Regions from separate parts of the Mus musculus genome. Here region 2 is linked to region 1. The links are chromatin loops, found by intact Hi-C in ENCODE. Cell type or tissue: left cerebral cortex. All regions are shown on one strand. Each heading gives the region's core, and the rest is flanking DNA. Links, peaks and the distances in the headings are about the cores only. Region 1 overlaps Samd12 (sterile alpha motif domain containing 12). Region 2 overlaps Samd12 (sterile alpha motif domain containing 12).

The links. Peaks named below come from ENCODE experiments on the same cell type or tissue, not always from the same donor. Only the 100,000 strongest peaks of a DNase experiment are listed, where the experiment ranks them.
Region 2: a loop joins it to region 1, with 2.5 times the contacts of the local background. A loop is called at or near these places in 2 of 42 quality-filtered maps.

What each region holds. Positions count from the first base shown.
Region 1 is chr15:53,816,704-53,829,377 of GRCm38, reverse strand. All of the region lies in intron 2 of Samd12 (sterile alpha motif domain containing 12), which reads left to right. Among named protein-coding and RNA genes, the nearest start is that of Samd12, 79 kb to the left of the region's middle. In left cerebral cortex, for the core only: no CTCF peak of the experiment used is centred there; DNase peaks (open chromatin) are centred at 3,542, 5,770, 6,065 and 7,233; H3K27ac peaks cover 1,078 bases.
Region 2 is chr15:53,888,564-53,901,237 of GRCm38, reverse strand. The region is part of intron 1 of Samd12 (sterile alpha motif domain containing 12); the gene reads left to right. Among named protein-coding and RNA genes, the nearest start is that of Samd12, 7.5 kb to the left of the region's middle. In left cerebral cortex, for the core only: no CTCF peak of the experiment used is centred there; DNase peaks (open chromatin) are centred at 5,723, 6,291, 6,464, 7,017 and 5 more places; H3K27ac peaks cover 4,841 bases.

The DNA of each region.
Region 1 (12,674 bases), core at 3,126-11,125:
AGCAAACACAGAAGTGGATGCTCACAGTCAGCTAATGGATGGATCACAGGGCTCCCAATGGAGGAGCTAGAGAAAGTACCCAAGGAGCTAAAGGGATCTGCAACCCTATAGGTGGAACAACATTATGAACTAACCAGTACCCCGGAGCTCTTGACTCTAGCTGCATATGTATCAAAAGATGGCCTAGTCGGCCATCACTGGAAAGAGAGGCCCATTGGACTTGCAAACTTTATATGCCCCAGTACAGGGGAACGCCAGGGCCAAAAAGGGGGAGTGGGTGGGTAGAGGAGGGGGGGTGGGTGGCTATGGGGGACTTTTGGTATAGCATTGGAAATGTAAATGAGCTAAATACCTAATAAAAAATGGAAAAGAAAAAAAAAGAAACTGGATTACAAAGTTTCAAAGTAACAGTTGTAATAATACAGGTATTATAATTAGTAAAATAAAACTAGAAATCTGAAATAGTTAACACATATAAAAAGCATCATAAAAACAGAAAAATAAATTAACAATATACTGGGGACATAAATTACTGTGCTATCTCCTCAACTCATCTTCAGCTATGTTCTTTAGGTATCTGTGGCTATACCAGTAATAGATGACTTAGTAAGAGCAGGAGAGTTGAGTGGGGCTAGGGATTGTTAGCTGGCTATGGAGGAAATACCTTATTCTTGAAAGTTTCACAAACATTGTCAAAGTGTTTGAATAAATGGATCCATTGGGAGCATTTCTGATCCTGAAACAATCCAATGTTCTAAGGGTTATATTATATATGTAACTACATAGCATATCTGTCTCTGTTTCCCTGTATATTTAAGAATTTTCAAAAAAGTATTTTTCTTTTTAATTTTAAATTTAAAAAGGTGTGTGTGTGTGTGTGTGTGTGTGTGTGTGTGTGTGTGTGTGTACGTGAGTTGGGGGTCTGTGGAAATCAGAGGCAACAGATCCCTTGAACTGGAGGTGCAGGCAGTTGTGAGCCACCTGCTGTAAGTGCTCAACGCAAGTCCTTTGGGTGAAGAGTAAGCACCTATAACCCCTGACCTTTGTTCTAGCTCTGGCATTCGATTTCTGAATCTTAGCTATGTGAGATCAGTTTATGATGCCATTTTAGTCTCAGATTTTAAGCTTAGTGTTTTCAGATCAAAGTGTATTTACTTCAAATCAACAAAGGTCACCTAGTTGGTTTCAAATTGTGTTAAACAGATACACTAGATTTGCTATTTGTGTACCTAGTTTGAACATGCTTGCTTTGTGTGCTTTCTCAGTAGTTATGGCACATGCTGAGCTTCCTATATGAGTTGGCTAACATACACATAAAGCGGAGAGGATGTAATGAGAGCAGGCATGTGTAGAACAGATATCATAAGTCAAGTGCTGTTTCCACCACATGTTACATATGCTATCATGCCTGATTCTGGCAGCATTGCATGTTAGATAAGCTGAAGTCCATCTTTCTCCAATCACGTGAAACACTGGATAAAACATGAAGCCTGATCTTAACAAATGCATGTCACACCTTTCGAGGAAGTGAGCAAATCGTCAGGTGCTAGAAACACAAGCAACACTGAAACGAGGAAGGGGAGTGAGTGTGCAAGGGGACCTGAGCATGTCCTGGACTGTGGTTGGGCACATGGATTTCATGGTCCACTGGTCCTTAGAAGTGGACCTGTAAAACCAAGACCCTTTGACAGCCCTGTTCTTTGAAAAAGAATGGATTCCAAAATGTCTACCCAGTAGTTCAGGTAAGAAAAAAGTAAATTATTGGATCTGGATTCTAGATGTGGAAAACCAAATTAGAATACCCTAAATTCAAGTGCTTACCCTCTGGCCATGAGTTTGTGATCTATGTGTTTTTCATGTGGCCCAAAAAGTACATCTCTAGAGATAAACATACTAGAAATCACCCATATTGGTCATTGTGTCCTAAAGTGTCATGATAAAAGTCACATTACTAAGTAGTTACTTGACACAATTCTTAAGGATCCAGTGTAACCATTCACTGATTTCACACTGCAGTGAGACAAGGGTTTCTACAAGGGGTCTGGGTGTGTAATAAGCACACTGCTTTGTTCCCCTGGGCAGGAGTATAATGATAAAGGCACAGCAATGCCAGAAACTACCTTACATCTCGCCAGTGCCAGCAGTCATGAAATAGGAACCGGAAGATTTATGATGCGTTGGTTTGAAGTGTAGAATAGATCTCTTAAATAATCTCAAGTTATGATAGTAATACTTTTGAATGCTGGTGTGGTTGTCACCTTTGGCTTCAGAATCCAGCCACTGGTTCCATTCATTAACAAAAGGCTTTGTGTGTGGTGTCTCTGACAGCACAGAAGATGAGCCTCTTGTTGAATATCAATAATACAAAGTGCACTAGAAAAACATCCAACTGGCTTCACTGTGCAGGGCTGGAGGAGTTGGGGGAGGAATATTGCTTGCTGTCTTAGGGAAATGAGTTTAGTTTGTTTTCTCTGGCACCCACTCAAGAAGGAAGAAAAATATCAGGAACAAACTGTGATACTTGGGTAGGAGTGTTTTCGTTGTTTTATTAGTGGTTTAAACAAAACAAAGCATGCAAATCAAGCGTCAAGATAAACAACATCAGGACCCTGAAGAAGCTTACATGGAAACTCATTTATAATTGATTGGTTTGGTGAAGGACCCTCTGTCTTGATTTGCTTTCTTCTCACACTGTGTTAACAAATAACACATGAATGTGCTTCTTGGTGGTTGTTGAACTATCGTTTTTTTTTCCTCAACTTCTCTCCAAATCTCTCCTAAGTTATCTTGAGGTATAAATTTCTCTCCCTAAAATGGACAGTCATAAAAGAGTAAGGTCTGTTAGGACTTTTCCGAGACATAGCATGATAGGATACCACAGTATAGATCTTTCTGTCTATATACAGCAATACACAATACGTGGTCTCAGAGACTGGCAAGTATTAGTGCGGTAGAATAGACTCACTGGCTCAAACAAGAGAGGATATTCGGTTAGTAGTCACGAGACAAAATTCTTCCTTTAGGAAACTTGTCTTTACATCTACCTTTCAGCTATTTAGGAAGTATCTACTCACTTTATGGAGAACAAAAGCAAAAACAAACCCTGTTTTAATAAGTGTGAATATTAAAAACAAAACAACCAATAAATAAACATAAAACAAAAAACATCTTTTTTTTAGGTATTGTTTTAAATTGGATATTTTCTTTATTTACATTTCAAATATTTTCCCCTTTCCAGGTCTCCCCTTCAGAAACTCCCTATCCCATTTGCCTCCCCCTGCTTCTATGAGGGTGCTGCCCCACCCACCCACCCACTTCCGACTTCCCGCCCTGACATTCTCCTATACTAGGGGCAGCAAACCCCCTCAGGCCCAAGGGCAGTTCTTCTCACTGATGTCCAATAAGCCCACCCTCTGCTACATATGAGGCCAGAGCCATGGGTTGCTCCGTTTGTTCTCTTTGGTTGGTGGTTCAGTCCCAGGAGCTCCATGGAGTCTTGCCGGTTGGCACTGTTGCTCCCCCTCATGGGGCTGCAAACCCCCTCAGCTCCTTCAGTCCCTTCTCCAACTCCTCCATCTGGGACACCGCGCTCAGTCCAATGGTTGGCTGCAAGCATCTGCCTCTGTATTTGTCAGGCTGTGGCAGAGCCTTTCAGGAGACAGCCGTATCAAGCTCCGGTCAGCAAGTACTTCCCAGCATCCACAATAGTGTCCAGGTTTAGTGACTGTATATGGGGTGGATCCTCAGGTGGGGCAGTCTCTGTGTGGCCTTTCCTTCAGTCTCTCTGCTCCACACCTTGTCTCCGTATTTCCTCCTGTGAGTAGTTTGTTCCCCCTTCTGAGAAGCACGGAAGCTTCTGCACTTTGCTCTTCCTTCGTCTTGGGCTTCATATGGTCTGTGAATTGAATCTTGGCTATTCCTTTTTTATAGGAATAATTTGACTAGTTTGTGAACCGATAATTGGCTATCATACTCTAGGCAAGGTGTTGCATTTAGATGAGTGGTTCTCAAGCTTCCTCAGGCTCTGACCCTTTAATACAGGTCTGCATTGTAGTGACCCCAAACTCTTAACATTATTTTGTTGCTAATTCATAACTGTAATTTTACTACTGTTGTGGATCTTCATATAAACATCTGATATGCAGGATATATAACATGCGATGTCTGTGAAAGGGTAATTCCAAAGGGGTCGAGACCCACAGGTTGAGAACCACTGAACTAGCTCATCATCTGTGTATGGATACATTGGGCTTTGTTTTTCATCATAAAACTACTGCAACCACAGTGCACGTTATTTGGAAGCTGAGAAGGAGAAAGGATGATGTGTCTGTTAACCCAGCCGAGACTTTGATTTTCCTCCAGACATTTTAATAAGGGTGTATATCTTAAAGTATTCTGAAAATACTTCTGATAATGTTTTTTGATGTTTGGAAGTTCCTATATCTTTCTGATGTTTTCCCCAGTTGTCAGAGAAAATGTATAAAAATGGGAGCTCGAGGCTCTGCATGTTTTTCTAATGTTCTACTCTCATTAATTTCATCAGTAGAGAAGAATAAAGGCCCCTCATGGGCTGTGAAATCCTATATGTCACAGAAAGCCTGCTCTAGTGGATTTTGCAGCTTCAATATTTTATAATTATGGATTTTTTTTTCAAGTGAGTTGCTTATACTACTTCAGAACTGTATGCTGAACACGGGAGGTGGCACACAGTTGAACAATGTTTGATGTAAGGAAAGAATATTTGGGCATACATTTGAAGAAATATAGTTAACCCACCAAACAATGGCATCCTGGTTATTCTTGCCTAGGACAAGGAGAAAAATAACATAGGTGATAATTTTAAAGAAAACCAGTAAGAAAGGGGGGATTTTTAGATTGATAGAGAAAGATACTAGAAGTGACCCAAATGTGGGCAATATCCTATGTTAATGTCAGCCATCCTCAGTGTGCTCACAAGCTCCCCTCTACGAAGTGCACAAAGACCACAGTCTGTAAGCAAAGAGTGGAATAGTCCACTGGCTATTAATATGTGCTCAGCCTATATTGTGTATAACCATGTGCAGAGTACTGGGTTAGGCATGAGAATGTTTGTGTGAATGTGGTGGGTTTGGTCCTTGGTAGTTTATAGTCCGCAGGGCACCGGAAGTATAAGTGATTAAATAGGAGCTGCATCAAATCTGCTATAACCGTTGTCTTTGGACCCATACTTGTTCAGATAACAGATACATTAAAACCGACTCTGTCTTAGGGGCACCGGGAGAAGCCTCACTGACACTTTGGTCTATAAATTGGGACAGGGATGCCTGGCATGGAGAACAGGGGACCTGGTGCCAAGGGTTCAGCTGATTCTTTCTTTTGTTTTTTAAGGGAGCATCCAGGGGTGATGCTGTTTCTCAGCTGTCTCTGGTTCCAGGTGGGAAGCTTGAGCAATCCTTCCGTTCTGGAAGGTCTGCCGTGACACCTCCTGTAGTTCTTTATTCTGGAGAGAGTCTCAAGCAGAAGTCGTTCACAGCCTAGAGACATTCTTTTGCAATGTGCCTTTTGTCACCTGTGTCATGTCTTTGTTCTACAAAAGAGTAAAGGAGAAAGATGGTTTTCGATGATCATGGATGAGGAACAGTTTTGTATCTGTAATTAAGCAGCTGCGTTTGGTTTTGTGTTTGCTGGGAGCCTCCTGCAAAGCAAACCGATGTGGCCTTCTGTTGTGCTCCCAGGTGCCAAGAGCTAGCTGGACTAATTCCCACTGAGTCTGTGTAGTGTGTTCTTTCTGTCCCTCCCCAAACTGCAGATCTTCAGGGTTGACATCATCACCTTGAATAATCACGTTTCCCAAGCACTGCAAGCAATCTGCCTGGATGAACGGATGGGACTTGAGGAGGTGCAGAGGGCCCTACCAGGGGGTTCAACACTGTAATTTTAACTCTCTGTTTAAAAATAAATCCTCTGTAGGAATGTTTTGTGGTAATTAAGAGAGATAACACATTCAAACTGAAATATCTTACAGGGCTAATTCTTTGTTCCTTATCCCCCATCCTTCTGAAAGGAGGTTGGCTCATCTATTCGCTTGACAGAAGGCAGGATTCAGGTTTGCTTTCACCCCAGTGAGCCTCATCTGGACTCCCTGGGAACTGGCAGGGATTCTATGGAGTAAGTCTCGATGCTAGGAATATTGGATTTGGTGTTATTTCTGAGAGAAAACAGTCTTCAGAGATCCTTTCCAGGCCAGGCCTGGAACTTACAGAAACCTCCCCTTGACAGTTTGGTGTTGCTAATCATTGATCAGGTTTCACCTTAGTGTCTGTCCAGATCAGTCAGCTTGCTGTGTTCTCTGGTGACACTCTAACCTTCTCTCTCATGATACTTGGGGGACAGTTGATTTTTAGCTCGTTTATGCACCAAGAGCTGTGTGGAGAGTCTTTGTCTTGGAGCCCAACTACTCATGAGCATTCTGGTGAATGAAAGCTTTGAGGTCATGCACAATCTTACTAGCTGTGTGACTTGCAGTAAGTGAACTCGGTTGCCAGCGATAGAACTACAGATTGCACTATAGATAGAACTACAGTATACACTTGTAGTCTAGTAGTTTAAAGGTATAAATGTTCCATATTGATGAAATTGGAAGGCATTACTGATACTTATATGCCACCATTTAATTAATTTGCAGTAGGTTTGTTTTGGTTTTTGCTCATTTTTTTATTTGATGTTATTATTATTGCTGTTATTATTGTTATTGTTATTATTATTATTGTTGCTGTTGTTGTTGTTCCTTTCCTGGGAGCATCAGAAAACACTCAAGTATGGTATTTTCCTTCTTTTCCTCTATTTCAAACAAAGAATGTGAGGCTTAGAGAAAATAATAGTTACCATAATTCAGGAGTTCTAACTATACCTGGGTGGGATTCAGATCTCCTCGCCTACTTATTTTAAAACATATGTACATGTAACATTCTGTTCATTTATGTGAATATATACATTTATCCATACACACAAATATAATCCTATAGATTTGTGTCTCTTCCCAGGCATAATGATTTATCTTCTTATAGCTGAGGCTGGCCCATCTGCTTTATATCACTTGTCCTACATGGTTCTGTTGCAGCTAGCATAAAACCACTGAGCACCAGTGCCTGCATCCATCAGTTTGGCTTTGATTCTATTCTAGCTGCTGCCTCACCTTTTCTATCTCGGTTCTTCCTTTCTTCTTACCACTGTACATGAAATCTTACACCACAGTGAAATTGAATGTTCTCCATGAGTCACACTTCCTCTTTTTTCCCTACATTGCTTTCAAAATTAGCAGAGAAGCAGACTCTATAGAGTCAGAGAATGTGTTGAGAAAGACTAGATTTCTTTGAGTTGTTCGAAAACAGGAGGAAGCAAATGATTCTGGAAGTAGCCTGTGTGAGTGCTTGGGACCATCTCTGTATCACGCTGTTCTTTTTCCTTTGTTTCTCCGTAATATGCAGCGAGTACCTTATTCTCAGTTTGAGCCTTCAGGACATAACCTTGGGTGAAATACCAGGGAACCTCCTTACCCTCTTTGACGTTGAGTCTTCATCATTTCAACAATTATGTGCCTACAGTATCCAAACTCTAGTAACCCCTTGCCATTTGCCTGTGGCTCTTACTGCAGAAGCAGATCCCTTTGTGTGCTGCACCACACTCTCAAAGTACAGCTCTTGGCCTGGCAATCTGCTCTTTAGCACCTTTTCTTAATAAAGAGTGAACAAAGGACAGGAGTCCTTTTTGTTTCTGAGTTCTCTGACGTTATGCATCTGCAATTTTTAACCAGTCTCTTGTCAGATATATCTCTAAAACCATAAGGTCATTAAAATTTTATACCTTAGTTTTATAGCATATTACAAAAAATGAAAGATAACCTGTTTGTCTCCCCTACCCATCTAGCATATAAATGATTATTAAATATGTATAGCACTTAGTGAATATGTACCTGGCAAAGGTGGCGATGAATATTCACATTTGGAAAACTGATAAACTGACCTGGGCCATTGAGGGCTTTGGTCTGGGGACAGTAAAGAAAGCAGGTTGGAATGGATGGTGAAAGATGTAGGAAACTAGAGCTAAGTTCTTAAACACTGTGCTATATGCAGGAGCCCTAAGTGGGTTTCTTAATAGGGGAATTATAAGAAAAAGGTGATAGTTGTGGAAGGTTCATTTAGTTCCAGTGGCTTGGCATGGGGAAGAGAAGATAATGGCATGAAAGGTGAATAGGAAGACTATCCTAGAAATTCCCCATTTCTGGCAGAAGGAATGAAGACAGAAATAGGAACAGAACATGATATGAAGGAACACACTTTATTGCTGATCACTGTACACCAGGGTCTCTGAGCTTTCCTCGGTGAACTGTAGTAGGATTTAAAATCCAGTTTAACAAGAAAGGTGGTATTTTGTTTGATTACATCACATGAAATGAAGGAAAGCCTTATAAAGGGAAATAATCTACTTTTTGATAGCTCCAAATGATGGTGGCACATTGGTGGAGATAAGTCATAGGAAAGTTGTAGCCAATGGCGTAGGACTGGCATCATGCACGAGGAACGGTGGTCGCAGGGCTGAATGCCTAGACTCTGGGGAACATCGAATGTGAGATGAAAGTCTACAGGGCTGGAGGATGGAATGAGCCTTTCAAGGGTCTGTGTCTCTTGACATTAAATAGAATATTTGTAATTAATGTTGTAGATTAGCATTCAAATTAGTGTGTCTCATCACGGCATTGTCATATATTTGTATCATTGTGGTTTATTCCAATCGTGTAGGTCACAAAACTAGAAAGTTGTCATTAGAAGGGAGGAGAGAAAAAGATGAGAGGGTAGTAAAATGCACTTGAGGGGTTTCAGGAAAAAAAAACTATAAAGGGATCTGGGGGGAAGAAAAGTAGGCTCTTAGTTTTTGTTTTTGTTTTTAATGCACAGATACCTGTAGCCTTATCTGTAGGTTAGACATAACCTTGTATGAAAGACAAGAAGAAGAAGAAGGAAGGCAGAAAGAAAATGTAAGCAACCTGGGGAAGTCCAGGGTGTTTGTTTATGCAATGTAGAGGAGCACTTTGTCCTTCAAAGGCAAATTGATTCTCCTATCAGAAATAAATGTATTTATTAAATGGTGTTTGCAGACAGCCTATCATTACCTAAATGTGTATGAGCTTGGAAATTAACTTTCACTTGTATCTAGTTATAAGTAATATCATAGAAGCAAACAGCCATCAAATTATCTGTCCTTATTCTCTAGTTTCCTAGTTCTGGAAGACATGACAAGTCTCTTATTTTTCCCTGTAGCGATGTTATAGGATGAAAGCAGAAACTTATCCTCGCTCCACGTGCTCTTCGAGTCATAGTCTCTTAGAAACCAGACATTCAAGTCTGTATTTAAGATTGCTTTCTCCTTTTTAAATTATTTTTCTCCTCCCTTAACTCTTCCCAAATCTTCCAAATCTCCCTGCCAAGTCCACCTCACATTCTCATTCTTTCATTCTATCCTTCATCTCTCTTTCTCAAAACAAACAAGCACACACATGAACCAAACCAATGAAACAAAAAACAATCAATAAGATAAGCAATATCAAAACAAAATGAAACAAATCTCCCTACTCCCACAAATGATCATGGGTATATTTTGTATTGGGAAACTACTCCTGGCATGGGGTTGGCCCTGGTGTGTTACTGACATAGTCAGTGACACTCTGTTGGAGAAAAATGGATATATTTCTCTCGCTGGCTGCTATTAACTGCAAATAGCTTCTTGATTAAAGGTTTATGTTTAGTTAAAGGCCTATGTTTAGTTGCCCCGCTCAGTGCTGGAGCCCATCTGGCTTGAACCTGTGCAGTTCATGTGCATGCTGCTACAGTCTCTGTGGGTTCATCTGTGCATCAGTCTTGATGTATCTGGAAGGCACTATTTCCTTGGAACATCACCTCTGGCTCTTGCAATCTTTTTTGCCTACTTTTCCGTATAGATCTCTGAGCTTTAAGGTGAGGTTTTTCAGGAAAACATCCCATTTAGGACCAAGTATTCCAGAGTCTATCACTCTCTAAGACTGTATTCTTTGTTTAGAACAATATTTTAAGTGTCTTATGTTTGTGGCACTGTATGTATTCAGACATGTCCCTAAACCATTCATAATGTGATTTAATTTCTTTTTAGAAAACAAAGCATGACAGTGAATGGGAAGATATGTGCTTGTTTTCCCTTGGAGAATGAAAACATCCAATCATCCTTAACCATTGCAGAGTATATTCTGGGCACTCTTGTCTTGTTATTTGAATTTCCTATCCTCATGTTACCTAACACTTACTTATTCTCCACACAGCCCAGATACCTATTTCTACCCGGTCAAGGAGTTCTTCCATCCTTGCACAGAAGTACAATGGACAGCCCTTTTCAGAGAATACCCTGGAAGACCTCCTGTTGAGTTCAGCTTTCTTTGGTGTGTTTACAGTGAAATATTCTGCAGTCCTCTCAAAGAACAAAGAATACCCAGAATTCCCTGGAGTTAACTAATTTATCACCCTGATGAATTAGTACGTGTATTTCGCTTGCCATTTAATAAAATGATTGTGCACTTCATCATGGGCAAATTAGTATTTTTAATAGATGGAGTTTGTCCATATGGAATTTAAACTGACTGTCTGACAGGCGCAAATGCAGTCTAGTTCTCAAATGCCAAATCCTGCTTTGTTCTGCTGCCTGTTTTGTAAATAAAGTTTCTTGGACACCTAGCTATACATATTCATTTACATCCTGTCAAATGATCTTTCCACTACGATGGTAGATTTGAGTAGCTTTGACAGAGATTGCATTTCCAACAAAGCTCCAGACAGTCACAGTGTTGTTTCCTTTAAAAGTCTTGAATATAAGTATTCCAGGACCCAAAGACTTGGCCAAGATCTCATGGACAGACACTTCAGACTGACCACAAAGCCCTATACAATATTTGTACCTTCAACGGAGAAGATGAGGTATAAGTCCATAAAGACATATTGAACTCTCTTCTCCTCTTTTTATAGAGTACATGGCCAGAGGCTGAAACTCAAAGGTCTATGCTCATCAGCAAGGTGGGCTGAATAACAGTGCACTTCCTGGATCTATTGATGTAGCACACATACAGTCTCTAGATGCACTCCTACAAGGGGTTTTCCAGGCTTGGCTTCATTCTCATGAAAGGTGGGTGTAGGTTTATGCATTTCTGCCAGCAGAGATGAAAGGAAACCTTGTTATCTCCCTGTATTAATTCAATGTCTCAAAAATACACCTCCCCCGCACACCCCATTTGTTATACCCAGGTCACAACCTGGGGCATGTCATTGACCCACCAGGGTTCTGTGACTCTGCAGAGGGTTGTTTTCTATCAAAGGAAATAAAAGGAAATGCAGCCAAAAAACTTAATGTTCCCAGCTCTGTTCTCTCCTTTGTTTGACCTCATCATTTAGTTTTTAGCTTATCTTTGCATCTATCTCAGCTTGATATAAAACTTTTCAAGGGCAAAGGCCTGGAGCATTCACAGACACATTTTATAGGGCCCACTATTTTGCTGGACATTTAAGGAGCAGAAAGATTCCTTTATGCAACACCTATAACAGCAACCATAGTTTATAATGTTCCTGGGGTATATTGGAATTCTCTGACAGACAGTGTCCAAGATTCTTAAATTCCTAACTTCCTTATAAAAAATGGGATTTAAAAAAATTTTTCTCAAAGAACACACATAGTTGTGCACACACACACACACACACACACACACACACACACACACACTGAGTTTTGTGCAATTCCTGCTTGCTGGCTAGATCAGGTTCCTCTGCATTAAGATAATGGATGGAAATGCAAACGAGGCTTTCATCATTACAGATGACCTTGATCTGCAGAAGAAAAATAACCATAAAGTGCTCACCAACTTTAGTGTTTTATTATAATTAAAAACTACTAATGACAGACCTCATCACTGGTCACAGTACACTGGGGACCTGTAGTATGGTGGTTCAGAATAACAACACAGGAAGAATTTGGGGTCACCTTCAGGTGATGGGAGAGATGTGTAAAATGAATAATGATTCGGGTAGCATAGGTTGAGTACTTCTGAAATAGAACCAGCATCTGGGTCAACCAAAAAGGCATAACATCCCATAAACATTGGATGCTTTTATTTGTTGACCTGTGTTATCTATTATGTCTCTGCTCATAAGAAGCAGAAAAGTCCTACTGCGAGCCTAAAAAAATGTAGAACTTATTTTAAGGATTTGGTAGCCTGTCACAGTCATTATTCTATGAATCTAGAGTCTGGCATACCATAAAAATTTAATGAATAAATGAATGATGCTCAAAATAATGTCAAAAGCCTAATTATATTTGGTCTCCAGCTTTTTCTTCTTCTTCTGTTCATCCTTGTCTCCATTTTTTATTTTCTTCCTTGAAGTGGGTTTCTGTTTCCCAGTCCATTAAACAATAACTGAATACCCATAGCTCTTAAGTTATCTGGTCTAGTTTTAGCTTTGTTATGTGACTTGACCGCCTCATCCTTATTTTGGAGAGAGATAATCTGATCCACCTAGTCTGACTGACTGACTAGTCCAGCCGTAGGAAATCACCTACAGGTGTCTATCACCCAGCTTCTAGGATCCTATGGGTCTATGCTTGAAGTATGGGTAGAACATTTCCAG
Region 2 (12,674 bases), core at 2,020-10,019, 73 kb before region 1:
AGTAGCAAGGGTCCAACTCATACACTCAACACCTGTAAACTCAGGACTGAGTCTGGGTGATCTCAGGATCAGAGCCTCTTAGCTAGATGTCTCTACTTTCAGCTTTTCCAACTGTGCCAGGAAACATGTCCACCTCCCCAACACACACCCCTCTACCCTTCTCTCAGGTAGAAAAGCATGTCGGTAGTTTGGGGGCCTCCTGCTCTCATATTCCCCAGCACCAGTGCCTAAATCTACACATATCACACTTCATATGTCTCTCACTGGAATCCGAAGCACTGGGAGACTGAGACCAAAAACTCCGATTTGCCAAGCAGTAGCATAGAACGTGCTTCATAGCATGCCCTCAAAAACTGCCTGTGGATTGCACAATAAACATTCATGGAACTCTTAAAACTGACTCCATAAGGGTGCCTGAGGCCTTCTTAGTTGTCCAAATGCCACAGATGGGAAGTTTTAAGGCCCCTCTCAGCCCTCATGTTTGAAGTCTCAAAACTACTGTTTTCTTCTCCTGCTGAGAATGGCATTGCTCTGTTAGTGCTCATTTGAGATTTAGGAAACGGTACCCAGTGTTACTACTTCAGAGTTTTGTGCCCTGAGATCATCAGGAGGCTAAATGTCCTAATCCATGTGACCATCATGTACAGAATCACAGGTCAAGATCAAATAGTGACCAGCTTATGCATCTTCACTGAGAAATAGTGAGTCGAGGAAAGAGGAATTTTATTAGAGCAACTTAAAAGAAAATATAGCATATAATAATATCTGAGCCTTTGTGTCTATATCTGGAAGAAAAAAATGGACTTGATACTGTTTTGGGAACAGTGTAGTAGAAAACAGATTTTATAGAAAGGTGCCTGGAACACAGGCTACCTATGAATGTTCCTTATTCTCTCTGCCATTCCTCCCCTATAAAAAAGGTCTACTGTTTAGCACCTGTTTTACACTTTAACTTTTTACTTATTCATGCCAGCCACACTCTCTAATTAGCAACAAATTAGAGGGTTTTTATAATGTGTAACCCTCCTTTTAAGTAAACTTGAACTTGTAAAAACGTTAATTGCAAGTAGGGCACTTACTCATTTTGCTGAATGTGTGGCTTCCTATTTAAGGTGGAAAGTGGGGTCCTTTGTTTACTGTTTTATAACTACTGTGATGCATACATACATACATATATACATATTACATTGAATTTAAGAAAATCCTATTTGTTTATTAGCCATAACCGTGGCGTTTGCTTTGTTTTTCATTTATGGGTGCCTGAACTTTTACATAACTACCTTAGGTTTTCATGTGTTATGTTTAGGTCTTGTGTTTAGCCCAGTGTGTACCCTCTGTGAATGAATGAATGAATGAATGAATGAATGAAAGATGACAATTTGCAGGGTAGAATTATGAGTGCTTTTATTTCTGTACCTGCTCCCATACACATGTGCTTTTCAACCATGGGATAGAATATCCTCTTACAGTCTGCATTGTGCTGAGGTTGTATGGTCATGCCGAATATTTTTAAAGGAAGACTCTCTAGTCATCTGCTCTCCATGCATACAGCATGAAGGCAACCCTACTCACCGATGTGATTCTGACCTTCAGAGTTAGTTGTACTATTATAGGGAGAGGGGGAAATGTAGACCAGAAATACTGATCCACTAGCAGTAATGTTATAGTTGTCTCTGTATTCTATGAGCAGTGCCTGGAACTTAGGAGACAGCAGTTGTTTCATGAATAAGCGCATGTTTCACAGAGCTAGAGAAGGATTTATCTCCATGGGGGATTTTTTTTTTTTGTTAGTTCGTTTGTTTTATTTGTTTTGTTTTAAGAGGAGTGAGCAGCCTGCTCTTAGTGTTTCTACAGCAGGGCAAACAGAATAGCTCTTCTTAGATGGCAAGAAGATGAGTTCCAATTTTCAGCACTAGAAGCCCCCCCTCCTGTCAAGCAAAGTATTTCAAGTGGAAAGCTGTGTGCTCTAAGTGACGTTTGTGATCCGAGTTGTTGTTCTTAATTGATCATATTAGTCTGTCAAATGATATCTTACAATCCATTCAGTGTTCAGAGTCTGTAGTTTTTCTGGAATGAGCCTCTTGAAAGGCTAACTAACAGCTGGCAAAGGGGAAGAGAATAGGTACTTTGTCGAAGTCATGGGATACTGGGTTTGGAGACCTAATAAATGCTGACCCTACCCACCTTGGTTTAAGAACTAAGCCCCTAGAAAGGAATAACAATATGAAATAACAATACCACCTTTATCACAAGCGATCATCTTGGGTCACCTTTCAGACTCTGAGTCATTTAGTCAGTGAGCATGTTCATACTGCTCTTTGGGTGAACTCACCCTTGTAGAGGCTCCACCCCTCATACTTACAGCCTTAAAGCAGAAAGAAATGACATCCACAACTTCCTGCGGAAGCCTGTGCCCTGTGGCTCCCAGAGGCATGCACATAAGATTACTATCCTCTGTTTTTATCCCTGCAAGAAGATGAGGAGAGAGACCAGAAGCATTTTGATGAAACCCTCTGCTCTATGCAATGGACAAGAGGCTTCTCTGCCATTGTGCTATCCCACCAAGACTTTTATAACTCCCTTTTCATTCTGTCTTATGTCTAGCCCATGTGTGCTCTCTGAATGAATGGGTGAATGAGAGTTGGATGAGTCACTGGGTGTGATTATGAGTTATTTGAATCCTATACTGAACACCATGTTGAGGAATTCCCAACACTGTCTACCTGTAGAAGCAGTGAAACCATGGGTATCTCAATCCAAATGTTCCCACTCTCTCTTGTCTGTGTCTGTTTGTCAATTCTCGCTGACTCCATGCACACCTGCCAGAACCCTGATTCCCACAGATTGAGGGGGGACGACTGAGCCCAGTCCATGGCACTCTTCCACTACATATGCCATTAATGGTCTCCTCCTCCTCCTCCTCTTCCTCCTCTTCCCTTTTTGCTTAATTTCATTTTATTTTCTAGCCCATCAGATCTGATTTACCTGCCTCATCAGCTCCTCTTGATCACTTTGTTTGGAAATAAGAACTGTGGACTGGTTACTCATCACTGAAAGTTCCTAGGGAGTGACTACATGAATAAGAAAGGAGGCCTCAAAACTGGGATAGGAAACTAGCTGTGGCAGTGGTCCTTGCCACTCCCCATAGCTCTTGCAGTCTGCTTCAAACAGGGCTTGGTCTAATCCCATGGTTGCCTTACATAGATCAGGCTTTACTCATCTCTTTCATCTTACCCTGTCTTCCTCAATCGCTTTGCTGTTCTCATAGGCCAGAATGCACAAGGGCTAGAATAGAGATAGGGAAATTCTGGAAACCTTTACCGGTAGAACTGAGTGAAGCGCTGAGTCATGGCAGCTGCTGTGGTGACATGTCATCGAGAAGCCATTGGGAGTATGAAGCCTTAAACTCCGAAGATGCTATGTCTTTTATTCATTAGGAGAAAGAGGGTCTTTAGATAGGTTTCCTATTTCTGGCAATGGATATGAGATGCTGTCCTTGTGGAAAGAACTAAGGCAGATATGGTGGCTGACGTAATAAGGAAGAGGCCTGAGCCACTCTGTTCCCATCTCCTCCTCCCCTACCTACAATTTGGTGAAAGAGAGAAACCCAATAGACAGAGTGCTGTAAGTGCTAAATAAAACTACAAGCAACGATAACGTGGGAGGTCTGAAAACAAATGGGGCATTTAGGGACAGGCTAATGGAGGAGTAGCAGCATTGAGTGAGCCTTTCATTAGGATTTATGGGTGTGGTTGTGGGTAAAGGGCATGGAACATGTATGTATAATGTGTGCTTCCAAAAGGGGTTTCTCCCAAATGCTAGTAGTCCCATTGTTTCCTATGGACAAGAAAGTTCTAGAAAGCGCATCTGAGTCTACTTTAGCATATTCCTTTTGTTAAGGGCACTGTCGTTTGCTATGTAGAACTTCAGCACTCTCTAGTCCATTTGGACCTTGCATATATATGGCTCTTTGGAAGCCATAGGAGCAAGTGAGAGAAGTTCTGCTCCTGTATATCATGCTGGTTCCTGCCTGGTTCTGAAGTGGAATGGAACAGTACCACCCTCCCTGAACTGGCTCATAAGAGAAAAAAAGGTGGCTATATTTAGTCCGGTTTTGCTAAAGTGTGGGTGCAAGAGCTGCTTGTACCGTTCCCTCCCTGCATGCAGAGAAGGATGGCACAGCTGCCAGTGACAGGGGTGGCCCGCCTCACTGCCTCCCACAGCCAACTTCCCAGATCTCTGAGGCCTGGAGGAGTAGGTTGGCACGTTGGATTTCTTTACTCCCTGCTGCTTCTGGGTTGCCTCACTGCTGGGGAAGGTATTTGTGGCATTTTGTTAAGCACAACCAAGGTCTCAAGTGATGTGTCAGATCTCTGTGGACTGTTTGATGGAGGTGGTCTTCAACTGTCCTAGGACACCGTGGGTGCTCAGGCCCTCTCTTAGATCCTTCACAACCTTCATGTCTTGTGGTTTCTTCACTGTGGGGTATAGAGTAGTAACGGTGGCTTTAAATATGCAGGTTGTATAGCTAGACAAACTGAACAGCTATCCAGAGGTGCAGAGTGTGTTTCATTGTGTTTCTGGGCAATGCATGGAACATTATCTGAGGTTCTTTTGTCCATTAATCTGATGGGGATACCAAGAGGCATGCCTTCATAGACATACTACAAGTGCTGCCATACTATCAAGGGCAAGTTTAAGACACAGGCTGGTGGTTGCTCAGTGACTGTTCATTGAATGTTAAGCTCTATGCTTAGATCATGCTCTCAACCTACTTAGGAATGTAGCTAAACCATGTGACATAGTATCTGATAGGTATCCAAGTGGAATGGTATCAACAAACTGTAATTGATACATTGAGTATAAAACATCTTCAGTTGAAAACATATCCTAACATATTCATAATCAGATGATATGTATTTACAGGACAACAAAAGATATACATGTATTGGCTTAACTTTTCCTAAGGAGATATGAAAAGATATTTATTCACCCCAGGAAGGGCACCAAAGAAATGATTCTACCTTAAATGCATTTGGTGAATCTCAAGTTTACTTGGGGTTACTTACAGGAGCTTAGGTAAGGATTTATCTAAAGGAGCAGGAACAACTTAAGGGCAGCCATACCACAGAAGAAACGTCAGAGGGGTTGGGCCTAATGAGCGGCTTCTGAATCCCTCCTGAGCCCTGTTAGCCTTTCCTTTCTTGAACAAAGGAATGCTAGTGGGCCTAATCTTATGACAGCCATGCTGGTAATCTGAAGCTGCTCTGAACTCAATATGGGAGCAGGCGTACCTGGCTAAAGGAGAGCATCGCACAAGAAGCTATTGTTCCAGGAACATATTCAGTAGAGAGTCATCTCTCACCTGAATATTGCTCTCCCAAAGTTACTTTAGAAATATCAATTTCATAAACCTTCCTGTCTGTCCATCTCCCTCTTGCCTCCCTTCCAACACTCAGATATACGACATAGAGGCAAAATAAGAGTAATTTCAGCCTTTTCAAGACAGAAGAGATGTGAATGGACTCTATGGAAATGACATTGGTCAACTGGAGGAATGGGGCCAATGTCCCAATTAAAATTAGGCAGAGTTAGGTCTCCTTGCAGAAGAACATCAGCAACAATGTTGGCATATGTGCCCAAGAGAAATATGAAAATTTTCTAAGCCTCAAGCAACACCCTTGGTGATATAGAATATCTTAAAATATTCTGGAGGAAAAATGATAGCTTTTCCAACTAGGCTGTGAAGAGTCAAGTGTGAAATGAAAGATATTGTCCTGCTGGCATAAATCTTGATGGAGAAATTATATAAGAAATAAAAGTAGGTTCTTTTTGTCCTATGAATTCACATCATATTCATAATTATAGCAAAAGTGTGTTTTAAGCGGACATAAAATAAGCTTCTTACCTTCTCTGTCCAGATAAAGTATCATTCCAATTGTGTCGGTGTTATTTTCAATAACTTGGCCTCCATTCGAAATGTATTTATAGACTCCATTCTCAATATAGATATAGATGCATATTTCTTACTCATTTCTTGTTCTGTACTTTATGGTTTCATATTAATATTTTAAAGGTTTTTAAAACTTGGATTATTTGGGTGTGAATCATCTATGGTAAAATTTTATAGTTCTCACACTTTTGGAAAACACATATTCCTGTAACCAACATTGCAATGAAGAGCTAGAACAATTCTAACACCTTGCAAAGTTCATGCATGCCTTATACTCCTATAGTCCCTGACAATACTGATCTGGATTCCGTCTCTGTGATTTTCCTCTTCTAGAATGTCACATAATGCCACATACATCTTGTTGCTATTGAAGAGTAGTACCTGAGCAATATTCTGTGCTGTGGAAATACTGACACTTATTCAGAACACGTGGAGTGTTTCTAGTCAGTGATTGTTATTAGTGAACCACTGAAAACAACTGCTTCCAGTTTGTGTGACTTACTCATTTCTCTTGTGTGAACCAGAGTAGGAGTTTTAAGTCAAATAAACTGTGTTCTTGTAGCAAGTGTTGTAGGAGCTGGGAAGATGGCTCAGGTGGAAATGTGCTTCCTGCAGAAGTGTTCGTACATGAGTTCAGATCTCTACCACTCATGCAAAACCCATGTGTGGTGGCCTGTATCTGAAAGCTCACCAGTGAAGAGGGCTGAGACAGCAGGAAGTCTGGAGTTCACTGGCCAACCAGTCTAGCTGAAATGACAAGCTCTAGGTTCAGTGAAAGACCATGTTTGGAACAAAAGGAAGGAGGACAACAAAAGACCAACCCCTGACGTCAACTTCAGTCCTCCACATGCACACACATCAGATGAGCATGGTCACAAAATAGGCACACGGGTACACGAACACATACAAGCATTCCTCTCCCCAGCACATTAAAAAAATGTTTAGCCTTGTACAGAACTGCCAACCTGTTCTCTGAGGAAGCTTTGCTTCACACAGTGCTCTTTCACAGGGATTTGCGTTCTGTGTCCCAATCATCTTCAGGAGGCCTCACACAAAGAAGAGATTCAGGATATCATGGCTCTGCTGGTTGGGTAGGATTGGAGGACAGCTGTGTGGCTATGACAAGTACACACCCCACACTTCAGTGTGGATATTGCCTAAAAAATGTCTCCAACATTAGCATTTCAAGGAGAAAGGCTCAATGTTTTTTGAGTAGGTTCTGTGAGAAGTCATGGACATCTGGACACTAGTTTTGCCACCGTTGTGTTTGGGAGAGCAGTCAGAAGAGGACATGCCAAGGTGAGCTGGATTTGGGGGAAATTTTGGCAAGTATGTGGACAAGAAAGACATGATTTGACAAGCTTTAAGATCTGAGTGCAGGGATTGGAGAGACAAAGTGGTTAAGAACACCTGCTGCTCTTGGGGATAACTGGGGTTTGGTTCCCAGCACCCACAATGAACAGCCAACAGCTATCTGTAAGTCCAGCTTTATGGGACCTGATGCTCTCTTCGAGCCTTAGACATTGCTATCACATGAATAAAACCCTATACACCTGCGCGCGCGCACACACACACACACACACACACACACACACACACAGAGTTAGTAAACAATAAAGTAAAATATCAACATTTTGCAAAAATCAAGGTTAGTTAGAAAAGGAAGAAAACAGCTCACTGTTTCTGAAAGGATTGGTCTTTCCTGCTAAGATGAGTTAGTTCTGCCTGTGGGATAGTTGACATTAACCTTGTGGCCTAAGGGAAGGTTTGCTCTTTTTACAGTGGATAAATGTTGAGGAAGAAGCTTGTATTTTGCAAGGAGAATTGAGTCTCTTATCAACTGTTCATTTATGCAGTAAGAGCAGTATTTGGTTTGCCTGCAAAATCACGGTATTCTCAGCTAGGAAGTGGGTCTGGCAGTAGATTTGCATCTGAATTTAGCCACAGCCATGGGCCATTGCACTTTTTTTTTTTTTTTTTTAGTTAGGGTTACTATTGTGATAAAACACCTTAGTGAAAAGGCAATTTGGGGAAGAAAGGGTTTATTTCACTCAAATTTCCACATTCCAGTTTATCACCAAAGGCACTGAGGGCAGGAACTTAAGCAGAACAAGAACATGGAGTCAGGGGCTGAAGCAGAGGCCATGGAGAGTGCTGCTTACTGGCTTTATCCCCATTGCTTTCTCTTAGCACCAAGGCTACCATCTCAAGATTGACCCTATCCCCATCAGTCATTAATTCATACAATGCCCTACAGGCTTGCCTATAGCCTGGTCTTATGGAGCCGTTTTCTCTAGTGAGGTTCTTTCCTCTTTGATGATTCTACCTTGTGTCAAGTTGAATGAGTAGCCATCACAACTGAACCTTTGTCAACTTGACATGTAAACACATTGCTTTTCACTCAGAACCTTTCCTTCCTCATTTATCCCCAAGACAGCATGTTAATACTAACTTCACAATATAAAACATACAACTTTAAAAGTTTCACCAACCGTGTAAACAACGCAATATCCAATGTCTGTGATACATTCGAGATCTTCTGAGCTCTTCCCAAGGGCTTGGGTCACTTGCCTGGCTCCACCCTCTGCAGCACACACTGCCTAACTTCCAGGCTCCTGCTGGCTCTCTTTCACCACTGCGGCTATTCTTCGTGGTCATCTCATGGTATTGATGACTCCAAACTGCTTGGTTCTCTTGCTGCAACTGGGCTGCACTTTCACAAATAGTCTTTCCTGGACGCTTATATGTGATCCCCATACACACCCCATCTGAGCACTGAGGGAAATTGGATTCATAATAAAACACTTTTATAAATCTACACAACTTCTCAGCCAGTGTGGGCTTTGTGGGAATATTTGCCAGATTTAAAGGTCATTGCATTTTCCTAACATTGTGTTGTTTTTATTTTGGCATGTTCCAATTTGGTAATTTGAATTTTGTTTACTAGTTGTCTTTTAGAAACCTTAGTGATTTATGATGGACAGTATAAAAATAAGATATTAATTGTGCTCTTTCTTACAGACATTTCTTCTAAGTTGTTGGAGTAAGTCTCTAATTTTTGTGAGCCTAGATCGATCACTATGCATTTGTATCTGTTCATATAGAACACTGCGTCTTGGCTTTTATTGCCATGGTTTGCCCATCCTGGTATCCAAATTCATCCAGCCTGTAATTACTGATAATTGGTATTTTTCTTTGATAATGGATACTTACGTGCCTTCTATATGTTGTACCTCATTAATGGCACCCAGTGGTATAGACAGTTCTAGGGTCATTGAGACTTTCCCTCCTGGTTATTAATCAGTTCAATCAAGGATTCATGCTCTAGCCATGTGTAGTGGTCCATGCCTTTAATCCCAGAACTTGGGAGACAGAGGCATGTGGATCTCTGTGAATTTGAGGCCAGCTGGTTTACATAGTGAATTCCAGGACAACCAGAACTACATAGTGGGACCTTGTCTCAAACAAACAAACAAACAAACAACAAGATTCATGTTTTAAATATAAAAAGGAGGCCGTGAGAGCAAACTGCACACTTTCTTTGTATCAGAGCAAGTGACTAAAGGTCACTGTATGTTTTGTTATGTAACTACAATTGAAAGGTTAGTCCTAATGTAGACAGGCAAAAGTCAAAAATGAAAACATAGAAGATGTGGTGGTTTAAACGAGAAACACCCCTCATAGTCTCAGCATTGGAACATTTGGTCTCCAGTTGGTGTTGCTCTTTGGAGAGGTTTAGGGGTTGCAGTCTTGCTGGAGGAAGTATGTCATTGGGTTTGGAAAATCATGAAGTTGGTCTGCAATAGCTTCCTTGAGAGGCATGAATCATAGATTTTTTTCAAGTTAGAGTCTGTGGCTCCCAGGTCAATGTGAGCCTTTCAGTTTCTGGGAAACCACAGTACTCCCTCAGGCAGTGAAGTGTTCAGGTCCCCCTTCTTTCCTCTGTGTCCCTTTGAGGTCAATGAATCATATAGAAATTTGACAGGGCAGTTAGTCTTAGGCATTGATCTTGTGTACCTTGTATAGCTTGCAAACGTCATTTTATCCTGGAAGCTATCATTATACCCTGTTTCTGATAAGTGTATAAAAAGTCTGATTGCTTGGCATAAATTTGTCTCCACCTCAGTCTTGCTGAGACCCCCTCCAGCCCATGTCTGCTTACGATTCGTCTCTCACTGATCATATCAGGAGACCTTGGCTTGCACTGGCATTTAGAATGATGAACTTGTTTTGAGGTTAAATAAACACACCACTTCCAGTTGGCTCCCCCTGCTTCATGCTTATGGTAAAGGGTGAGAGCTCTCAGTTTCCTGTTATGGCTGCTATGTCTTCCACTTCCCCACTTTGATGGACCCTTATTCCTCTAGAACTGTAAGCCCAAATAACTAACTGTCTTTTTCAATAAATTGACTTGGTCTTGGTATTTTATCAGAGCTACAGAATAATACATAAGGTAATAATAAGATAATAGTCATGGGGTGGGGGAAAGGACAGGAAGGACAGGTGTTAGAAATGTTTTCTAGGGGGTAAAAGATCCTGGATTTGGGATTATTTAATTGTAAGGAAGAGCAGATATATAATTAATCCTAACTGGTCAGGGGCTCTCCACTGACAACACAATGGAGTCCAAGTTCTTCGACTTCAGGGCCCTCTAAAATGGCTGTGTCTTCTTTCCAGGACTACATCCTACTGCTAAGAAATGTATTCCTCTTCCTAGGATCACAACAGATCTTAAGTTTCTTCTGTCTGCTCATATCTCTTCCCTGTCAAATGCTTTTACCCATATGTTCACACATTGCCTTTTTCACATTTTTCTCGGTACACATTTAAGGCAGTATGTGGGCCAAAGCAGTAGATGCTGGTGTGAGAACCATGTGACTGCAGCATTTCAGAGGGTCAAGGAGAATTTTCAAGAGGCAAGAAGAAGTAGCCATGGGAGTCCTCTACCATGTCCAATGTCAATCACTCATGATGTATAGAGTCAACCAGTAAGTGTGTTATAGGGCCTGCCCACTCACTGGCTTTGCCAATGCACAAAAAAGATTTGAAATCAAATAGAGAAGCAAGTCTGCATCATGATAGTTCAGAATATTGATAGGCATCAAAGGAAGAAACTACTCTATTCAGTGCAGATGTCTGTTCCCATATGTGTTCATGTATGTGCAAAGACAAACTTTAAATCTTATTCAGGAGTCATCTACCTTGTATTTTGAGATGAGTTCTCTAATTGGCCTAGAGCTTGCCCATTAAGCTAGACGGACTAGGCAGCAAACCCTCGGGGGTTACGCTGACTCTGCCTCTCCAGGGTGTCCAGCCACACCGCTTACCACGATGCCCGGCTGTTTTTCTTAAATTAATGTATTCGAGGGATCAAATCAAGGGCCTTATGTTTGCATGGCCAGCACTTGGCTGACTGGGGAATAGTCTCATGCAAGGAGAACTCTTCTTAGTGCATTTGGATGGCAATGGGAAGAAGATTGTATGCATGTAGAAAGAGGGATTAGTTATAGTGAACAAGATCAACGTCACAGGGATCACACACATAGACAAAGAAGACAGGAGACTGTGCCTGGACTTGAAACAAGATGAAATGAAGGGTTTGGTTTTCGTAGGAAATACTTGAAAGTGTTTACTACGACCCTATGACTTAATGAAGTGGTAATATTTGAAGATGAGAGATAGAGAGAAAGAGACAGAGACAGAGACAGAGAGACACACACAGAGAGAGAGAGACACAGAGAGAGAGGGAGAGAGAATTAAAAAGGAAAGCCACTGTTAATTTTGGAAGGATGGATGGGGTTAGATAAAGAATATTGTAATTGGAAAATGAATTCACAGCTACTAAACAGTAAATCTGAGTGGTATGATATGCATTGATCTAAATGTCATATATAAACTCACTCATCTTCATATTAAGGATCACTATTACCTTCATGTATAAAATGAAAAGAATATAAAACATTAGATTGTTTGCCAGTTGTCACACAGCTATAAACAGCTAAGTACTGTGGCTGGTGTTGGAACTAAGAAAATGATTGTTCATTTTCTATTTAATACTTTTAAAATGGGGCTGGAGAGATGGCTTGGGGGTTAAGAATTCTGGCTGCTTTTCCAGAGATTCTGAATTCAATTCCCAGCAACCACATGATGGCTCATAACCATCTCCAATGACATCTGGTGCCCTCTTCTGGCATGCAGGCAGAACACTATAAACATGAATGAATGAATGAATGAATGAATGAATGAATGAATGAATAGACAGACAGATAGATAGCAGGCAGAACACTATAAGCATACTAAATAAATAAATAAATAAATAAATAGACAGACAGACAGACAGATAGCAGGCAGAACACTATAAGCATACTAGATAGATAGATAGATAGATAGACAGACAGACAGACAGACAGACAGACAGACAGATAGATAGATAGATAGAATCTTTTACAAAAAAGAGAAAATACTTTGGTGAATGCCAGATTAAGATATAATCACCTACACAATTTTTTATATTTTATTTTCTATATGCCTATGGATGTTTTGCCTATAAATATGTCTGTGTATCATATGCATGCACGGTGCAGGAAGACATCAGAATAGGGCACCAAATCCTCTGGAACTAGTTTTGAATGATTGTAAGCTTCCACGTGGGTGCTGAGAATCAAACCTCGTACTTCTGGAAGAGCAGGCAATTCTTTTAATTCTCTGGCTGGGGATTTTT